Regions from separate parts of the Homo sapiens genome. Here region 2 is linked to region 1. A link is a loop called in an ENCODE intact Hi-C map of the cell type or tissue named here. Cell type or tissue: endothelial cell of umbilical vein. All regions are shown on one strand. Each heading gives the region's core, and the rest is flanking DNA. Links, peaks and the distances in the headings are about the cores only.

The links. A loop is a pair of places that touch in the nucleus more often than their neighbours do. Peaks named below come from ENCODE experiments on the same cell type or tissue, not always from the same donor. Only the 100,000 strongest peaks of a DNase experiment are listed, where the experiment ranks them.
Region 2: a loop joins it to region 1, with 2.8 times the contacts of the local background. A loop is called at or near these places in 2 of 110 quality-filtered maps.

Annotation. Positions count from the first base shown.
Region 1 is chr7:15,851,019-15,859,365 of GRCh38, forward strand. No RefSeq gene overlaps it. Among named protein-coding and RNA genes, the nearest start is that of LINC02587, 170 kb to the left of the region's middle. In endothelial cell of umbilical vein, for the core only: no CTCF peak of the experiment used is centred there; DNase peaks (open chromatin) are centred at 3,003, 3,063 and 4,393; H3K27ac peaks cover 2,473 bases.
Region 2 is chr7:15,917,091-15,925,437 of GRCh38, forward strand. No RefSeq gene overlaps it. Among named protein-coding and RNA genes, the nearest start is that of LINC02587, 230 kb to the left of the region's middle. In endothelial cell of umbilical vein, for the core only: no CTCF peak of the experiment used is centred there; DNase peaks (open chromatin) are centred at 4,181, 4,821 and 5,071; H3K27ac peaks cover 606 bases.

The DNA of each region.
Region 1 (8,347 bases), core at 8-8,007:
TCCTATTCAATTTTGGCTGAGTGTTCTATTGGGTCAAAGCACATGTTGTTCAGAGCTTCTGATTTTAAAAAGAAGCTGCATATATGGATCTTTTTATAAAACCTCTCAATTTCAAAATTATATCAGCCACTTAAAATATTGTGTTAAAATATACTGCAAAGGTCATGCAAAGTATATCTAAAAGACTGGTGTGACTGACAGACCATATATTTATAATTTCTGGTCTAGCTTCCAATTCTAATTATCTGAGTAAATACGTGAGCCTCCTGTCCGCTCAGTGGCGGCATTAGATTCTCATAGGAGCACAAGCAATTGTGAACTGCACATGTGAGGGATCTAGGTTGCGTGCTCCTTAAGAGAATCTGACTAATGCCTGATGATCTGAGTCTGAGGTGGAACTGTTTCATGCTGAAAACATTGATCCCCGTCACCATCTGTGAACAAAATGTCTTCCTCGAAATTAGTCCTTGGTGCCAAAAAGGCTGGGGACTGCTGTTCTAAGCCATCTTAACTTTATTTGTGACATTTATACAATTATTAACAAAATCAACTGCTTTTCAAACTAGATTTCTAATACATATATATTTTTTTAAGTTTTTCTTTCTATAGAATCCCCTTTGCTCTCTTGATTATTTTAGCATGCTCTTTAGGATTTTTCTAGTTCTTTATATCCGTGTCTTCCTTGAGTGCTAAGTAGCATAGATTAAAAAACACTGAATTTGCCTACAGAAAACCTAGATTCTATCCCTGGATTGATCTATCTCTTACTAGCTATGCAAGTTTGAAATAAGCTATTTAAACCACTTAGATCTATGCAATTCTACTTTTAAAATGAATATAACAGCCCTGTTCTTTTTTACCTGATGTGAAGTCACCTACATGAAAGAATTTGCAAACAATAAAAAGCTTTAAATGTTAAGTCTTATTCAAGTGGAGGAGCACTGTGGCTTTACACAACAGCTGGGTCTCTCTGAATGCTTTATTTCTAATAAAATGCTTTATTGCCAATAACACTCTTTATTTTCAATAACATTTAGAATGCAAAATTGCATAGTTTTGTTGTTGCTGCCGTTACCATTGCAACAATATTCTAAGGTGTCTTCTAGACTCCGTGATTTTTTTCCTAGGTCATGATTTATAATTAAGAGTGTAGTAACTTATATATTTATTTGCCCCATCCTAACTTATCCTTTTTTCTCCCTTCACATCAACTTTCTATCTTATTTTTTTGTTGTTAACGATCTCCTTTCAGTCACACTGAATTTTACTTAGGAAATCATATTCAATCTTTTCTTATTATTTATTTTTATTTTAAGTCACTTCCTCTACTTTTACCTTCAAAAATCATATTCACACATCAATAGCTGCTCAAATAACATGGTTTTTATGAAGCTCCGATTCTTCCACTAAAATTTTTCTCAATATTTTGAAACATCTATATAACTTTATAACTTTGAGGCTTAATGCATTTTGGGTAAAATTTGCATTCATGTTTCAAGATACAATGGCTCAGACTTGTTCACTTGTGTAACCCTGCAGCTATTAAAATAGGACTCTGTATTATGTATAATAAGTACTCAAAATGAGTTGAATTAATGGGTCTTCTTTAACTCTGTTACCTTTATTTTCCTACATCAAAGTCAAATGTCATTATTCTTTATTTTCATTGCTTTCATTGGATTCTTGCCTGCTATGTCTACCAACTCGGTATTTCACTACACAGAAGACCTTATAATAAGAGAGAAAAAACTTAAAATTTTTTTTTGTCTTTATTCTAAGCAATATATTTAACATATTGGTTGAGACTGTGTTCCAGCCTCAGTCCCTAGGGAACCTTGACACTAACACTTCTCTAAGTAGAGAAATGATCATTTATTCCTACACATTGCTTCCTGTCATTAAGCCATTTCCGCACTTAAAGACAAAACACTTTCCATAATAACAAGGAAATTGGTTTTTTAAAATTGTTGTTTGACCACCTATAGGATACACACTTTCAATCTCTTTGAAAGTGGAAATAAAATTACCTTCTTTTTTGTCCATATCACCTCTGAGAAATCTAGACTCGTTTATTCAATAAATCTGTACTGAGAACCTTCTATGTGCCAGGTACTGTAAGGGACTCTAAAGATACATATAAGAAAAGCCCATTTTGCTTTCAAAAAGCTTTGCTGTCTGCAGTCTGCTAAGAGCTGTAATGAGGGTAGAGAGGCAAACCTCTAACTCTACCTTCATGGAGGTCTACGGAGATTTAACTGAGGTGAACATTTAAGTCGAGTCTTCAAAGACAACTCACTTGGTGCCCGAGGGACAGGAGGTGCATTCTGAGAAAAAGGAAGAGCATATACTGAGGTATGAAGGCAGGCACCAGCATCATGATGTGGTGGAGGGCATGCAGGCTAGCAGGTGTTTCAGGAGAGGAGCTATGGAGGAAGATGAGATGGGAAGAGGCCCTACTGCAGAAGGCCTTCTGAGCTATGGTGGAGAGTTCCTACAGTCTGGCCAATTAAATATTTGCAGGCAGGGGTGGGTACAAATAAGAGATGTGCTAGAGAGTTTACTCTGATGGTGGAATAAAGAATATACTATGGAAGGCAAGGCTGGAGGCAGGCAGGAATGTTTGTAAGTTATCTGAAAAATCTAGTCCAATGCTCTGCACCATTAAAGAGCAGCAGCAGTAAGGAAAGGAAGGGACAAGATGTATTTTTAGAAGATTTAATAGGGATTTCCAATTGTGATTGAGTTAATTAATGAGACATTATTTTCCCCTTATAGAAGCTATGTTACATATCTCCCCAGAAGTTATACTGTTCTAGGAATTCATGATGCCATCATTCTTTCCAGCTGCTGCCCTCCTGACAAGTATGGGGATACGAATCACCACTCTGAAGTTCCCAGGTTTGCTTCCAGTTTCCTCCCAATGGACACTGTGCACTGAAAACCATTAGTCTTTGCTACCACAAGTCAGCTTAGCATGACAGCTTGCACATTCTAGCCAAAAGTTTCACCAGAATCCCTGATGACTTATTTATACTAGTCTGTCAATTAAATATAGAGCATAACTCTTTATTTACCCAGTACAACTTTGTTTTACTGTTTTAACCTGCCATAGTTTGTGCATCTCTTGATTTCCTTTAAAGATGATCTTATCCCTTCTCTCAACCATCTCTGATCATTCCTCATTTCCCATTTTAGCTTGCCAACGTGAGCTACAGTCAAGTTATTTTTTATATGTGACACATATTTTTCCTTGGGTTTCTGATAAGGTCATTGTAGGAGACTCCAGGCTTCCTGTGCTCTAATTCCTCTCTAAATGATTCCTGTTTCCTTTTACCAGTTTATGTCAATAAGTGAAGATAAAGAATTATGGGCAAAATGGAATTCTGATACATTATAGTTTATATACTATAAAATTAAAACTGTTGAGTCTACCCTTAATTTTGCAATGTTGTTATTTATTAAGAACCAGAAATATAATTAAAGTACATTGCACTTGTTCCAGTAATTCCATATATTAATTCTAGCATTGTTTTTAAGCACAGAAAATATTTAAAAATAACCTAAATGCTCTAAGATGGTATATTTAGTGACAGTCACAGTGTACACAGATAATATGCTAAGCAGCTATTAAAAATTACTTTAGTATTTTGAAATGAAAAGCTATTCGTTATATGTAATAAAAGAAAAGCATGTACATAATTAGATATAAAGTATGAACTTATATTGTGATAGTTTTTTTTTCCATAATTCTATTTGAATAATAGAATTTCAGATGACTTTGATTTTTACAATTTTTTACCTTCTGGCAAAGAAAGCTGCTCATTGAAAATCCAGAATCCTTGCTCTGTTTATTTGGGAATACTTATCCTGGGTTTGAGCTCTGCCAACATTTTCAACAAGATATTAGTAATGCAAATGACCAACGTTCCATTGTAAGAATGTTTTCAAGAGATATTGCAAAACAAAACAAAAGTAAACCAAAAGCCTTCCATCATTTCCTCATAGTTTGGAGCCCTTGTCGGACCAAAGAGAGATACCAGGCCTCACCTGTGCCTGAGCCTAGTCAGGGTTTATTTCACAAACAGTAATGCCATGATGACTAAATCAAATTGGCAACTCCAGATTAAATGGAGATAACACATTGTGACCAGTTTAATCAATACAGTTTTCTTACTTTCTATTTTAAGGTTTATTTTGAAACTTTACGTATATTTTGTAAAATAGCAAACAGTGTTTCTTCCCTTTTTCTATACTCTTTCTTTTGAAAGAATCCGCACCCACACCACCCTTCAGTCCAGTGACCAACAGCAGCATTTCTCATTGTTATTCCTATACTAAGAAAAAGAAAGGACAGCTCCTGGGCCAGCTGACATTCTAATCTATGATCTCTATTTTCTTGGTGACTCACATTCTGCCATTTCACACTTGATAACTAGCATGGGTATATTGCATGCATTTTTCTTACTTTGTTCCCCTTTACTTTGGCAAGTCTCATGGAAAGGGGAGGTGACTCCTTCCAATATCTAGTGGTCTTTTTTCCCTCACAATCTTGGAAATTACATTCTAAAATGTGAAACTCAATACCATGCCACCAACGCATTTTGTATGTTAATTCGCCAAGAAGATAAATCGCATTTTCTCATGTTTCCAGAATCTCTAGGATTTTACGGCATCCCACACTTGCTCCCAGGATGCTCTACCCTGGAGCCCCATCTGGTTTTCTTTTCTAACCATGTTCCCCTGAGATCTTCTTTAATTTGAATTGTATTAAATTCATCAAACTCTTTAATGAGCCTTGGGCATTGTTCGACTTGTGTGGTGGCCTCTCCTGGATAGTAGCAGAGGGGAATCTTAACTGCCTTCAGTGTATATACTTCTGGGCGTTCCCATCAGGTCTAAGCACTGTTTCACATTATGTGAATGTCATAAATAACTTGGTTGAAAGGGTCAATGTTTTCTTATCTTGAAGAGAGTCAAAGGGCAGTTTGCATTTATCTAGGAAATGCACCTCACAGATGCTAGTCTTAAAAGCTCCTCAGGGGATGGGTGGGGAAGTACTATTATCCTTACATAATTCTAAAAATCTGGGGGGTAGTAAACCAACTGCATAAATCCTTCCCTTTCCTTTTAATCAAGGCTATAGCAAAAAAAAGAATAAGAAAAAAAATACTGCTCCTAATCACAAGTAATTTTATTTTTCTTACAATATACTGTTTTTCTCAGTAGTATATGCTTTCTTTGTCCCCTCTTGGCTTGTTTTTTAGGATCTCTTTTACTTGTATACAAAGTGGGTTGTAAGAGGCTTACTTCAATAGTATCCTTGAAACTGTCTTAAGTACACCTCCCCATATTAAAAGAGAAGGAGCCAAAGAATTTTTGTTTGCTTTGTTTTTGCTGTGATGAACTGGGATCTGATTTAAGAATTTAACACAAACCAAGTTAAAATAAAATAGAGTTTTGCAACTGTATTTTAAAGGCCCCCTACACAGTCTACAGCTGTCTGGATCTGTTCCTGGATGGAAATCATAGATGAAGTCTGTGATATCTCCCTATTGAATTCTTAGTCCACCACCCATTTTCAGTTCATGCAGTCTGCCCCTTGCCAAATTCCACTTCCTTTAGGCTGAATCTATGTCCATTCATTTATGTTTAATGTCTGGGAAAATCAGCTTCTAAATTCCACATAAGTGGAATTTTACCAGTCACTTTAAAGAATTGATAACACATTCCTGGAAAATTCTTTTTTAAAAGAAATATTGTAAAATCAATTCTACTTTATTGTTGAGTTCTACAATTGAACTAGTGAATCTTTTTTTGTTGTTTAACGAACTTTGTTGAGGTGTATTACAATGTACGTCAACAATACAATATATAATAAAATGGACTTAAGTATACAGTTTGATGAATTTTCACAAACACATTTATATCTATCTGTGTAACAACCAATTCAGTCAAGATACAGAATATTTTCATTCCCCTAAAAAATTCCCTTTTGCCTCTTCCAGAGAGCACAACCAGTGCAAAATTTCTAAGGTGGGACTGAGTGTGGCAGGTTAAGGAAACTGACAGAAAGCTAGCGTCGCTGTGGCATAGTGAAGAGGCAGGGAAGAATGACATGAAAAGAGGTCAGAGAGGCAGGTGGGGCCTGATCTTGCATAACCTTTTATTTTGTGGAGAGAAGTTTGGCTTCCACTCCGAATTCAATATAAAAAAAACCACTGGCTCTTGATTGGGACCTTGTACATAGAAGAACATTATGGTGTGATTTTTCTTCCATCTCCAGCTGTTTAGCCCTGCATTTTCCTCCTGGCATAGGTCCTCTGCTTCATGCTTCCCTGTCACATCCACAGCTGCATCAAACAGTTTCCCCTGAACTCTCTTTTTATTTTTGAGACAGTCTTGCTCTATTGCCCAGGATGGAGTTCAGTGGCACAATCTGGGCTCACTACAATCTCTGCCTCCCAAGTTCAAGTGATTCTAGTGCCTTAGCCTCCCGAGTAGCTGGGATTACAGGCACGCACCACCATGCAGAACTAATTCCTTCCCCTGAACTTTCATACTACATTGTGCCTTCCGTTACTTACATTGTTGATTCCCTTCCATCTTTGAGCATTTAAAAGGAATGGAAGGAATAAAAGAGAAAGAAGGAAAAGGAGGAAAGAAGCAAGGAAGGGCTGGGAGCTCTTTCTTGGCAAATGCCTTGCACATAAATGTTCATCTCAGGATCTGCTTGTGAGGAACCATACTTAAGGCAGCTTTCCTTGGACGTCAATGGCAGTCATAAATGTAATAAAGAAACTAAAGAGCTCTGCAGAATGGAAACCCACTTCAAGTTGTTTAACCAGCATGTCCCTAATTTATGGAACCATGCTTAACGTTGAGTAGACAATGAAAGTAGTTAAGAAAAACCATTTTTAACCTTTGATAGAGTACTCAAACTCTTAAAAAGCCTACTCTAAGTTTAAAAACTATTTTATATTATAATTATGTCCTAAGGGGATTATAAGCACATAATTAGTCATTATTTTTATTCTGATGTTTTTACCCCCAGACTCTCCTAAATTGCACTGCCAACCCCTCACTTCATGTGGATATAGTTAAGATGACCGTTCATGCCCACATTCATTTGCAAAAGTGTTAAAATTTGGGTGATCAATTATATAAATCCCTAGTTATAGTGAAATCATAATTTTAAAACATTGTCACACTGGCTATGACACTAAATTATATATTTGTTCAGTAATATAGCATTTCCCTAATTGGGAATTTACTGCTTGCTATGGTTTGGCTCTGTGTCCCCACCCAAATCTCACCTTGAATTGTACTCCCATAATTCCCTCATGCTGTGGGAGGGACCCAGTGGGAGATAATTTGAATCATGGGGGCAGTTTTCCCCATACTGTTCTCATGGTAGTGAATAAGTCTCATAAGATCTGATGGTTTTATCAGGGGTTTCCACTTTTGAATCTTCCTCATTTTTTCTCTTGCCGCTGCCATGTAAGAAGTGCCTTTCACCTCCCGCCATGATTCTGAGGCCACCCCAGCGATGTGGAACTGTAAGTCCAATTAAACCTCTTTTTCTTCCCAGTCTCAGGTATGTCTTTATCAGAAGCATGAAAACGGACTAAGACACTGCCATATAAGTGGTTATATGAAAAGTGAGACAAAGTAAACAATCTCAAGGAAAACTTATATTTTATATTTCATGGAAAATGAGTCTCAAAGAAGTTAAGAAGCTTACTCAAACTTGCACAGCTCACTGGGGCAGAGCTGGTACTTGATTCAGCTGTGACCGGTTCTGATACCTATGTTCTTTGCACCTAATATTAGAAAGTACGGCTATAAAGAAGAGTCAACATGTATCTCTTCGGCTGTAGCTGACACAGTTGTCTTCTTTGATTACAACAGATAAATACATAAATAAGAGTTGGACATGAAACATTTAACATGAGATTACATTAGTCTATATTTAAATTTTTAACTACTTTCAACTATTATTATTTAGTTGGGTTCTTTAAAAGCATATATACAAAGGACTCATGAAGTAATGGTTTGACTCAGGCCAAGGACACATTATGGCTTTGATGTTCTATGTTTGTAAGAAAGCATCCCTTAACATCTCCAATCCTAATGCATTCTTCTGTACCTGGTAGGATATTTGGTGGATTGGTGTAACCTTCAGATGAATCTGATATTACAAATATTGATAGACAGCCAGGGATTCCATGAGAGATTCTCTCTAATCTTTCCCTGTGTTCTAGGCAGCATTTCCAAAGGATTGTGAATAGAAGTGATGTACAAAAGCTGTTCTGTCTTCTCTTAAGACACAAAGTCAAGAGACTGCTGC
Region 2 (8,347 bases), core at 106-8,105, 66 kb after region 1:
AACACATGAAACTGAAACTATCCAAATAAACTCTTTTGGCAGTTATTGAAAGTCTTTTGAAGTAAACCAGAATGCTTCTACAGTCAATGTTTCCATACTGAATCAGTCCCTGTCACAGTGATATTATGTTTATTTTTATGCTGGAATGTAGATTTTTTCTTTCTTTGCACCAGCTCTGCAAAGATAAAAATAAGAGGTAATGAAGCAGAATGCTATGGGTTTGAGGACCTCTTCCCTGGAGAATGTGTAGGCTCTAATTCTTTTTACAATCTCTTTATAATAAGATTGGCCTGCTACTTCATAGCAGTAATTGCAGCCTTCTTCTATTCGTCAGAAAGAGAAACTATTTTCTCGCCTCTGTGAATCAGTAATCCTTCTTAATACTTAGTGATTCCCTCAGTCCTCTTATGTTTCCAAAGCCATGTTGTCTGTTGGAGCTTGTCATGTGTGACAGGAATTGACTGGGAGGGACCCATGTGGGAAATTCTAAAGGTACTTTTGAAAATTTCCCCAAAAGCTTGCCTGTTTTTTTCAGAGCCCTTTACTGATCGGAAGCAAAAAAAAAAAAAAAAAAAATTGATAAACCAAACTTAAAACTTGAGTACAAGTATGACAAAATTAAACATATCCAAAAGTGAACTCATAATTTTCTACACTCCCCATAAAGCCACTTCCTTCCTCTAAAAATCCCTGTTTTGGATAATGGCATCGAGCTAAGTGTTAAAGCCATAAACCAGAGTCACCCTTCTCTGCTAGACAAATCCAGTTATTCATCACACGCTGGCAATTCTAAATTCAAAATATCTCTTATTTCTCATCTGTCTGTTCACTCCCCACTCGTGAGGCCTCATAGTAGGATTTCATTGATTCTAGCCTGTTCATCTCCCTGCCATTAGTCTTTGCTTACCTAAAGTCCTGATTCCGCTGCCAACTAAAGTAGGAATCTGATTTTGTCTTTAATAAATTCTTGAATAAGATGAAAAACAAATGCTTTTTTCTTATGATTGTCAGCTCGTTTATAACCCAGCCTCAGTCTGACATCTCAGACTCATATGTTATTATTTCCTTTAGCCTTTATCGACTTTCTTTTAGCCGCACTGACTTTCTTACCATTCCCTAATCATGTCTCCTTGTTATTTGTCTATCTTTGCATGGAATATCTCCCAAGAGATGGAATTCCATTACCTCTCACACCACAACACTCCTGCTCTAGTCTAAAAAACTCCACTCAACCTTTAATCTTCTCATGTCACCTTCCCTATGAGGCATCCTCAATTTCCTCACAGAGCACTGCATTCCTAATCTATTAATAAAGTGCAAATCATATTATGGATGGTGCAGTGGGTTGAATGGTGGCCTCCCTAAAAGGTACATCTCATCATAATCCCTGAACCTCTGAATGTGACCTTACTAGGCAAAACACTCTTCGCAGATATAATTAAGAATCTGAGGATGAGATCATCCTGGATTATATGTGTGGGCTTTAAATCCAATACAAGTGAACCAATAAGAGACACACAGAGCAGAGCCACACAGGGAAAACAGGAGACCATGTAAAGATGGAGGGAGAGATTGGATTGACCAAAACCCAAGAAACTCTGGAGCCACATGGAAGAGGCAAGGCAGGATTGCCCCATTAGAGCCTTTGGGAAGAGTAAGCCCTGTAGACACCTTGACTTCAGACTGCTGGCCTCCAAACCGTGAAAGGTTAACCTTCCATTACTTAAATCCACCGAGTTTGTGGGAAGTTGTTATGGCAACCCTAGGAAACTAATGTAGGTAGCTATTTATACATTCACTCCTAACTATATCTTAAAATTCTGCAGGGCAGATGTCCCACATTGTTTTTAAATTAATAGACTTTATTTCTTGAGCAGTTTTCACTTTACAGAAAAATTGAGCTCCAAGTACAGAGCATTCTCATATACCCCTTCCCATTTCCCTTATTATTAACAGCTTGCATTAGTGATGTACAGTTGCTACAGTTAATGAGCCAACAGTGATACGTTATTCTTGACTGAAGTCCATAGTTTACATTAAGGTTCACTCTTTGTATTGTATATTCTGTGGGTCTAGGCAAATGTTAATGACATGGAACCACCATTACAGTATCATACAGAATAGTTTCACTGCCCTAAAAATCCTGTGTTCCACCTATTTATTCTTCCCTTCTCCCAAACCTTGGAAACTGCTGATCTTTTTTACTGTCTCCACCTGCCTTTTCCAGAAAGCCATATAGTTGGAATCATACAGTATGTAGCATGTTCAGATTGACTTGTTACCGTATCAGCGTTTACGTTTTCTTCATGTCCCTTGTTTGTTTGATAGCTCATTTTTTAAAAATCACTGAATAATCTTCCATTGTATAAGAGGCCATAGATTTGTATTTCACCTTTGTAGCCTTACCACATCGCTCAGAGTATTACATAAATGTTCATTAAATTAATAGATACACAAGTAGATACATATACATGGATGAATGACTGAATAAACAGTGAACGAGTTTTAATGACTTATTGAATATAAAGTGAAAGTATGCAATCCTATAAAACGACTAAAGTGACTATATTATTTTCTTGCTGTCACTGAAAGCACGCAATGGATGTCACTCAGGATTTCTAGGTTCATTCTGGGTTCTGGCTTGCATTGAACTGGTTTGTGTTAGATCCCAAGGCCAAAGGAATAAACTGAACTGAAAAAGTCGGTATACCTAAATGACTCCTGGCCACATCAGAAATCGCCTTAAACTGCTAGGAAGTGTATAATTCATCTTCACAGATTCACAGTACTTTGAGTTTCATTACTGTTGAGTTTTGTTGTCAATTTTAAAAACAGTTAAAAGGTAAAAAACATGTAATACTTATGAAGCTTCTTCAGGGCACAATTTCAGGCTGAGTAATATCATTTCTCTGTCCTATAGCTGAATGGCTGAGATCAGAGGATTTGCTTCAGTTACCCTTTTATCTCACCCTCTTTTTTGTTGAAAAGATTAACTTTCAGTAGCACTTAATATTTATGAATGAAATTATACCAAATAGAGAATTCAAAATAATTTTGAGAGGTCTTATGGGAAAAGGAAAAAGATTGGTCCCAAGATGATAACTGTTGAAGCTGAGTAACAGAGATAAGAAAGTTTATTATATTCTCTACATTTGTATATGTTTGAATTTTTCCATAGTTAAGAAAACTCATTTTATAAAATACTGATAAAAAGAATGTCAACATAATTTGTTGTTATTGTTATTGTCATTGTTGTTGAGACAGAGTCTCGCTCAGTCACTCAGGCTGGAGTGCAGTGGTCCGATCTCAGCTCATCGCAACTTCTGCCTCCCAGGTTCAAGCGATTCTAGTGCCTCAGCCCCCCAAATAGCTGGAATTACAGGTGGCACACTACCATGCCCGGCTAATTTTTGTATTTTTAGTAGAGACGAGGTTTCACCATGTTGGCCAGGCTGGTCTCGAACTCCTGGCCGCAAGTGATCCACCCATCTCGGCCTCCCAAAGTGCTGGGATTGCAGGTGTGAGCCACTGCACCCGGCCAACATATTTTTTAAATAACTACGTTATAAATGTAAACTGAAAGTCGTTTTAATCTCATGTCAAATCAGAATTTTTGATACCCCTAAAATACCTAATACCCTAAAAATCTGTGTGAATTAAGCAGCTTCAGACCTTTACATTGCCTAAGTTGCTTCTCTCTCTCTCGCTCTGCCTCCATATATATATATATTATTATGTAATTATATTATATTATACATATCTCTCTTCACATATATATATCTCCATATATATTACTACAAACAGTTAATATATTACTATTAAAAAGTTAGTATAAAATATATACTATAAGAAAGTTGCAAGACGAAATATTTGAATAGTCTCATAAAGCTGTCAGCATATAATATGATTTCGGCTGCATTTTTTCGTGGTGACTTCAGAGAAGATACATGAAACATTATCTGATATGCAACCTCACGGTAAATAATTTCGTTTATTCTCAAATTATTGGTATACCACAAATAGGAAGGATTCCCCTTCCCCCACTTTTGGCAATCCTTAAATAAACTGCAAATTCATGTCACCATCTGGCTGGCAATGGACACAGGCAGATTAATCATTTCCTTTTTGAATAATAAAAAAAGTTCCCTTCAAAATGCCCCCAAAATATTGGATAGGAAAGAAAAACATGAAAGTTTTATTTACAATTTCAAATGGTTTGCAACACACGAAACCCTGCAACGGAAACTTGCTTTGCTCAAGCTGGCATTACACAGTTTGATTTCTTATTGATAAACATATATATTATGCCTACAAGAAATGTCATTTATTAAAAGAATGATACAAAAAATTGAACTTTTGGTTTTCAGAAAGCACAGATTGCTCAAACACAGCATCTTAGTTCCCCAGGAGGCTCCACTCAGTGCCTCCCAACACCTCTCACTTCAGTCTCCCGCTTTTTCATTCTTCTCTTCCTCACTGTTTATAATAATAATTTGTAACACATTTATCATCGTTGGTAAAGTAAATCATTGAAACCTGAATTGCCGCCACCTTGCTGTTGAACATGGAAAAGAGCTGAAATCCCTTTGAAATAACCTGTATCACTTGGTTGATATTTTTTTCCTGCCCGTAGCAATGTTACTTTGGTTTTGTTGTTTTGAAGCTTTTTGATTTTTTTTTGCTACACATTTTGATGTTTGACTAATAGAAAAATATTTCCTTATTTTCTTAGTCATTACTATGCCAAGTGATTCATTTCTTCTCTGCCTTTTTTTTGTAGCCTCAGGCATTCTTAGTGGTGTCACTAAATTTATCTTGCAGATGTTAAAAAAGAATCCCCACTAGAATCCTAGTATGTAGACTTTTATAGTGTTATGAAACATGCCTATTTTTAAATATTTAATTAATATTTTAATGTGGTATAAATAACAGCATCTCTGAAGCCATTGCCATTCCCAGGAGTCAGGGGAGGCTATACAGAACACTGTCCTGTTACAATAATTTTCTAATGATTTGGATTATAGTCATTGCTTCCTTTTTCTGCTGTTATAATAATTTGACCCCTGACCCATACCAACTTCCTAGTCATCTATTCAGTTTTTATTTATTTATTCAATAAATATCTCTTGACCACTACTTTTTTGCCATGCACTGAGTTAAACATTGTTAACTATTAGTTTAATACATTGTTAATACATTCAAGTAGCTCACACATCCTGAGGGCTGTCTTTGTTCAAAGAGTGTTTATAGACAAGAAAAATGGGAGTAACAATGTCCTTCTGTGACATAAGCATAATTGGAAAAAAAAGTAAAAGTATAAACAAGAGAGCTTTGGAAAGAAAAGAAGGTTCTGAAACATTTTAGATTGGGAGCAAATATTTGGATTTGAACACCAGGCTTTCTAGCTTTTGACAAAATTCAAAATCCTTTTACATGAAAATCCCTCAACAAAGTAGGTAGAGAAGGACTTTACCTCAACATTAAAAAGGTCATGTATTAAATATATATGTGTGTATATATATATACATATACACACATACATACATATATCTCACAGCTGATATCATACTCAATGGTGAAAAACTGAAAGATTTTCCTATGAGAAATAAGGCATGATTGCCCCATTCTCCACCACTTCTATTCAACAGAGTACTGGAAGTCCTCGATATAACAATCAGGCAAAAAAGAAATAAAAGTCATCCAAATTGAAAAGGAAAAAGCAAAATTATCTCTGTTTGCAGATGACATGACCTTACACATTGAAAATGTCAAAGACTCCACCAAAAAAAAAAAACCTGTTAGAATTAAGAAATGCAGCAAAGTTGTTGATTCAAAATCAACATACAAGTATCAGTTGCATTTCCGCACACTATCAAAGAACTGTTCAAAAAAGAGATTAAGAAAGCAATCCTGGTCAGGCACGGTGGCTCACACCTGTAATCCCAGCACTTTGGGAGACCGAGGTGGGTGGATCACGAGGTCAGGAGATGGAGACCATCCTGGCTAACATGGTGAAACCCTGTCTCTACTAAAAAAATACAAAAAATTAGCTGGGCGTGGTGGCGGGCACCTGTAGTCCCAGCTACTTGGGAGGCTGAGGCAGGAGAATGGCATGAACATGGGAGGCGGAGCTTGCAGTGAGCCGAGATTGCACCACTGCACTCCAGCCTGGGTGACAAAGCGAGACTCCGTCTCAAAAAAAACAACAACAACAAAATAAGAAAGCAATCCTATTTACAATACCCTCAAAAAGAATGCAAATTTATGAACAAACTTAACGAAGGAAGTGGAAGTCCTTGTACACATGAAACTAGAAAATATTGATGAAAAAAATTAAAACACAAATAAATGGAAAGACGGCTGGGCGTGGTGACTCACATCTGTAATCCCAGCACTTTGGGAGGCTGAGGTGGGTAGATCACCTGAGGTCAGGAGTTTGAGACCAGTCTGGCCAACATGGTCAAACCCTGTCTCTATTTAAAAAAAAAAAAAAATTAGCTGGACTTGGTGGTGGGCACATATAATCCCAGCTACTTGGGAGGCTGAGTCAGGAGAATCACTTGAACTTGGGAGGCGGAGGTTGCATTGAGCTGAGATCACGCCATTGCACTCCAGCCTGGGAAACAGAGGGAGACTCTGTCTCAAAATAAATAAATAAATAAAATAAAATAAAAATAAATGGAAAGACATCCCATGTTCATGAATTGGAAGAATAAATATTGTTAAAAGTGTTCATACCATCCAAAGCAATCTACACATTTAATGCAACCTCCATCAAAATCCCATTGACATTTTTTACAGAAAAAGAAAAAACAATCCTAAAATCCAAATGAAACTACAAAAGACTCCAAACAGCCAAAGCAATCTTGAGAAAGAACAAAGCTGGGGGCATCACATGTCCTGATCTCAACATATGTTACAAAGCAACTGTAATCAAAATAGTGTGGTACTAGTATAAGGAAAAACATATAGACCAATGGAACAGAATAAAGAGTTTGAAAATAAACACACAATATGGCCAACTGATCTTCAACAAGGGTGTCAAGAATACACAATGAGAAAAGGGTAGTTTCTTCAACAAATGTTGTTGGGAGTGGTGATGGAGCACGATAGCAGAATAGAAATCTCCACTCATCATCCTTTCTGCAGGGATACCAATTTAACAACTCTCTATACCAAAAAAGCACCTTCATAAAAACCAAAAACCAGATGAGCACTCTACCTGGTTTTAACTTCATATCCCTGAAAGAGTCACTAAAAAGATAGGAAAAGCAGTCTTGAATTGCCAACACCACCCCTCCTCTATCCCTTAGCAGTGGTGGCATGGTGTGGAAAGGAAATCTGAGTGCTTAAAAGAGGAAGAGTACAGCAATTGTGAGACTTGCATTGAACTCGGAGCTTCCCTGTTAATAGCAGAAAGCAAAATCAGAATGAACTCAGTTGATACCCACCCACGGAGGAAGCATTTAAACCAACCCTAGCCAGAGGGGAATTGCCCATCCCAGCAGTTGGATCTTAAGTAACTGCAAGCCTCACTACCATGGGCTAAAGGGCACCATGGCCCTAAATGAGTTTGAAGGGTAGTCTAGGCCACAGGACTGCAACTCCTAGGCAAGTCCTAGCGCTGAACTGGGCTCAGAGACAGGGAACTGAACGGGTGCACCACTTACTAAGACAAAAGTGCTGGCACCACACCTCCCCTAGCCCCAGCCTGCAAAGCTCATGGCTCCAAAAGAGAACCCTTCATTCACTTGAGGAGAGGAGTCAGAAGAGTGAAAAGGACTGTGTCTTGCATCTTGGGTATCATCTCTGCTACAGGAGGATAGGACACCAGAGTAGCGAGGTCTCCTTTCTAGGCCCTAGCTCTCAGATGACATTTCTAGACACACCTGGGGCAAGAAGGAAACCCACTGCCTTAAAGGGAAGGATCCAGTCCTGGCAGGATTCATCACCTGCTACCTGATGAGCCCTTGAGCCCTGAATAACAAGCAGCAATATCCAGGAAGTATGCTGTGGGCCCTTAGGTGAGGCTCTGAGACTTGTTGGCTTCAGATGAGACTCAGCACATTGGCATCTGTGATGGATAGTGGGCAAGACTCATTTTGCTTCAGAAAAGCAGAGACAAAAGTAAAGGGAAATTTATCTTGTACCTTAGACACCAGCTTGACCACAGTGGGGTAGAACACTAAGTGGGCCCTTGGGGTCCCCAATTCTAGCCCTTGGCTCTTGGATGACATTTCTGGACCGGCTCTGGGCCATAAAGGAGCCCACTGCTTTGAAGGGTGAGTCCAAGACCAGATAGCATTTACCATAAGCCAACTGAAAAGCCCATGAGCCAAAAGGGAAC